Linked DNA regions of Homo sapiens: region 1 is linked to region 2. The links are chromatin loops, found by intact Hi-C in ENCODE. Cell type or tissue: HCT116. All regions are shown on one strand.

Region 1 (2,500 bases), 100 kb after region 2:
TCTCAGGACTCTACAGAGCAGCATAGCAATAAGCAATGATTTGTTATAGCTCTGCTGTCAGGCAGCTTACCTAAATGTTAGCACCCACATGAACTGCATAATGATTTCTGAAACTCAATTTCTCCACTAATACAAGCAAACAGATTTAGTTACAGTTAGAGAGGGTTTGGGGGAAAGGCAGCCTCTAGAGAGAGGCCAAGACTACCCCCTCCATCGCCCCGACTCCGTCTCTGTGGAGCACTAAAGTACTGATTTGGATCAAGACCAAGGAGGATAGAGGCTCAGGGTTGGAGCAGAGATTTCAGTGTGATAAGGAAAATGATTTAAAAAAAAAACAACCCTGGAATCTGAATGTTAGATCTTCAGCTTTCCCTTTTTTGTCTTCTACATTTGGCTTTGGAAATATCTCTTCTCTCATGAGGCTAAGGAAGGGGTATCCATGTCCTGGGAAGGTCAAGTAGACACCACAAGGGTACCACAACATAGGGGATCAGGGGAAGGGAGGCTTCATTTGTCTTCTGAGGCATTTCCTAGCCTAGACCTTAAGCTAAAAGTGCAAAGAGAGTCCTTAACATTTTCCCAGTTCTGCTCATTGGGACTAAGAGCTCTACAGAGAAATTAGGTTCAAATCACAGCTGATAATGAAAAGAAACCATTTGTTCAGGTTCATTTTCTATGTATCTTGCCCTTGAAACTTAGCAGTCCAAGGTCAGCGGTAGTTGGAGATTGTCCTTTGTCCCAAAGTTTAGAGTTGCCACCTCCCAGGACCACATAAAGAAACAGGAGGACTCAAATTCAGGTCTTGTGATTGATTTCTCTGGGGCATTGGCACTGCTAACACAGGAGCCCACAAAAGGCTCTAGAAGCACGGGCAGGGAAGCAGAGTCAGCTTCAACTCCTGCATTCATCCAGGAGCAGAGCTCCTACTGATAAATACAAATTGATGCATTCTAGGCCACCTGGGCCTCTTGGATTGCTTACTCCTGTTCTTGCAGCTTCTCTAAGCTTGGGCATGCATTTAGTCAGTCCATAAGTGTTACTTTTCGGTAGACAGGTTTTTGCAATATACTCCTAAGGAAATGAGATATGCTCATCTTCCAGAGTATTCTAACTCACTTCCTGTGGTCTTTGTTTTGTGCAGGAAATACAAGGATAAATGGAAGGCAATTCAGATAACCAGGGCTTTCAGCATGGGGCTTATTGTCAGAACTTGGAAAAAAACGTATTTATTGAGGGAAAAAGGTACAGATAAGAAAATGGCAACTCCAAGAGGTTAATAGATGATCGGTAGACGGATGTAATGTAAAATGTGAGACAGAGTATTACTCTTACTCTATATACCAACCCTACACTGTCTGTGTAACTGAACCTACAATTATATATAAATACATTTATAAATATTTACTTTCAAAATATTTATGGTAATTCAACCCTCCTCTTCAAACTCAGTGTTATAGTGCTAATTCAGGCAATTAATATCTCTTTAATTTGTCTATTACAAGAACCTCCAGCTCCTTCTTCCTCTACCTAGCCACCAGAGGGTGTATTTATCTAAAGCAAGCATGATCATATTACTACCTTGCTTAAACCATTCAATGGCTCTCTGTGATTCTATTTTACCTATTTGACTAGCCTATACTCCCCAGTTATTCAATTAAACACAAATCTAGGTGTTGCTGTGGAAGGTATTTTATACATATGATTAAAGTCCATAATCAGTTGACTTTGAATCAGGGAGATTATCCCAGCTCTTCTGAGTGGGCCTGATTCAATCAGTTGAAAGGCTGTAAGAACAGAACTGGGGCTTCCCTGATGAAGAAGAAACTCTTTCTATGTACAGAAGCTTTAGCTTATTCCCTAGATTTCCAGGCTTCTCTTCTCATAGCCTGTCCTTCAGGTTTTGGCTTGTCTAGCCTGCCCCTACAATAACTTAAGCCAATCGCTTGCATTAAATCTCTTAATATATTTATTGAGATAGATAGATATATCTTACTGGTTCTGTTTCTGTGATTGAACACTGATTTATACACTCATCATAACTCATAAGATGAGATTCAAAGGGTAGAGGCCTTTTTGACCCTGGCAAAGGTGTTTAAGCAAAACTTCTGATGAATTATTGGCTGGCCACTGAGCTATGCCAACTCAGCAGTGAACCCATGAAAGCCAGATGTAAAATTTTTTAAACAATTTTTTAGAGAGCAGCTGAGCAGCCAGCAGAGACTATACTATGAGAGAAACAGACTCCAGAGAATTCATTCAAAAAATGTCTGGGCACAGTGGCTTACGCCTCTAATCCCAGCACTTTGGGAGGCTGAGGCAGGTGGATCACCTGAGGTCAGGAGTTCAAGACCAGCCTGGCCAACACGATGAAACCCCGTCTCTACTAAAAGTACAAAAATTAGCTGTGCGCGGTGGTGTACACCTGTAATTCCAGCTACTCGGAAAGCTGAGGCAGGAATTGCTTGAACCTGGGAGGCAGAGGTTGCAGTGAGCCGAAATC
Region 2 (2,500 bases):
GATTTGGCCTCAACCTTGTTCTGACGCTCTCACTGCCAACCTAGGCAGGGAGCCAAATTCCTTGCTCTTTAACAGTTTGTCTGTTTGTTTTGGTCCAAGAGGCCAGGAAGAGAAGATATTTGTTTCCATGGTAATTGCTTGGAATGATTCTTAAGTAGAGGAGCCTGAAGGGCAAGTCTTCTCATTAGGTTTCCACCTTCAAGGAACTTAAAATCTTCTTAACAATCAAGGTTCCCAATACATGAACCGTGCAGTCGGTGACCAATGGGAGGTACAAGGACACTTTTCAGTAACTCCTGATTGGGGGCAATTGAGAGGGCTTCCCAGAAGACTGAAAATGAGCCGAGCCTTGAAAGAGTTGGATAAAAGGTGAGGGTAAGGGAAGAGTATGAGAGTGTGGAGATGCAACTTCACAAGCATTATTTGGGTGGCAATGACTAAAGTAGCCTGTTTAGCAGAGAGTCTGGGGTGCAGTGAGTAGAAAAGCAACTTGGAACCGGAGTGTACACAGCATTGAATGTCAGGCCGTGGAGGCTGGACACCTGGGCCCATTCTTTAGAACTAGAGCGTGAGAAGTAGGTGGGACCCACACATTTTGCTTTTGGGTTCAGGCAACCATGGGGAGACAGCCTCCTGAATGAAGCCAAGAGGAGACTGCTGAATTGGTAGAGAATGAGAGGGTCCAGCCAGTAGGTACTGTTGTACAGCTAGTGCACTGCATAAGAGCACCTGGCCAGGAGAGCAAGTAAGGACAGAAATACAGTTGTCACTCCTCTCATCAATCTATGCACCCTAGCATGGGCTGCCTTCTCCCAGAGGGACTTCTTCTCTGTCCACAAAGACATCTGCACAGGCTGGCGCTGACCCAGTTGGCTCAAGCCACAGCCAGCGAATGTTTTCTCCTTGTGGCCAAGGCATTTTCTTAGAGCAATGAATACTGTACATTCCCAGAGTGTCCCAAGGAGGGCACTGCTTAGCTTTGAACAGAACGATAAAGCACTGCATGCACGGTTCTGAGAATGCAGTTAGTACCAGAGCAAGCCAGTTTTCTGCTCCTGCTGGCTGTCAGAACAAGGGAGCAAATGGTTGGTAATAGTACACTTCAATTGAATTCAACTAAATCTTCTTCTGGCAAGGAGGGGCAGCCCCCCAAGCAGGACATACACCAGAACAGAGCATCTCATCTGCAGCCCTAAAGATCCTAAAGTTTGGACAGCAGCCATCTGACCTGTGGGTTTGGGTGGAGACCTGCATGCTTCATAAAGTATCCAAATGTTTCCCGACCCACCAGCAAACATCATGTATGTGTAGAGAGATGTAAAGGGCTCGTTCAAAGGACTGTTATAGAGAGGATGTTTCTCAATAGGGGCACACTGGCATTTAGGGTGCAACTGTCTCACACATTGGAGGATATTTAGCCAGCAGGGTCCCCCAGTCCTTGTGACAACCAAAAAAATCCCTCCTCCGTGTTTAAATGCTGCATTGGAAAGGTTGAATCCAAATGAGAACCGAGCAGCCCTTCTCTCTACAGAAAAGACAGCAGGCCCGGTGATTTGGCCAAGACCACAAGGCTGGGGAAGAAAAAACAAGAATTAGTACCCAGGTTGCCCACTCCTTACCACTTGTCACCAGCTTCTCCCACCAGTGTGGTCCTTCTTTCTCCCAGCCTTAGTTATTCTCTAGGTTTCTGCATTGAAACCACAGAACATGCTAGAACCAAGTGATGTAGTTCATCTATGGTCCCCAAAGGCTTATATAAAGCTGTCTTAGCTCAGGCTACTATAACAAAAATACTATAGATGGAGTGGCTTAAACAACAGACATTTACTTCCTACTATTCAGGAGGCTGGAAGTCTTAAGACCACGGTCAAGATTAATCTAGATATGAATTCCTTATGTTTTCATTTATGGTATCTTTGATGATTTGTGTAGTTGATTTACCAATGTTTTCTTTTTTAATGGGTACTTGTGTCTTTCAAAAAAATTCTTTAAATAAATTTCAAGATTATAAAAATATTCTAAATTTCTTCAAAAAGTTTTAAGACTTTGCCTTCCATATTTAAGATTCTGTTCCATCAAAAATTAATTTTTGTATGTAAGAGAATAAGGAGCCTCTTTAATTTTTTTCCTATATGGATAACTAATGCTCTCAGCACCATTTATTGAATAAGCCACTCATGATCTACAACACAATATCCTTTATCGAGCAAATATATATATATATACACACATATATATACAAACATATATATACATACACATACACACACATATATATATGGAGAGAGAGAGAGAGAGAGAGAGAGAGAGAGAGACAGAGATTTTTGGGGGCTTCTTAGTCTGTTCCACTGGCTAATTTGATTATCCTTACCTCAAAACCATACTGTTTTAATTACTTTAGCTTTTTAATAAGGCTTGCAATCTAGAAAAGCACATTCCTTCATCCTGTTTGTCCTCAGAATGTCTTGGCTCTTCTTGGACATTTGGTTTTTTATTTAAT

Evidence for each region. Hi-C counts contacts between places; a loop is a spot of excess contacts. Peaks named below come from ENCODE experiments on the same cell type or tissue, not always from the same donor. Only the 100,000 strongest peaks of a DNase experiment are listed, where the experiment ranks them.
Region 1: it touches region 2 in a loop (11-fold over the local background); 10 of 110 quality-filtered maps call a loop at or near these places.

Annotation. Positions count from the first base shown.
Region 1 is chr1:68,009,337-68,011,836 of GRCh38, reverse strand. The region is part of intron 1 of GNG12-AS1 (GNG12, DIRAS3 and WLS antisense RNA 1); the gene reads right to left. Among named protein-coding and RNA genes, the nearest start is that of DIRAS3, 40 kb to the left of the region's middle. In HCT116, a CTCF peak has its summit at 1,545 (motif pointing right); a DNase peak (open chromatin) is centred at 1,556.
Region 2 is chr1:68,110,473-68,112,972 of GRCh38, reverse strand. The region is part of intron 6 of GNG12-AS1 (GNG12, DIRAS3 and WLS antisense RNA 1); the gene reads right to left. It also overlaps a transcript of WLS not described here. Among named protein-coding and RNA genes, the nearest start is that of DIRAS3, 61 kb to the right of the region's middle. In HCT116, a CTCF peak has its summit at 968; a DNase peak (open chromatin) is centred at 962.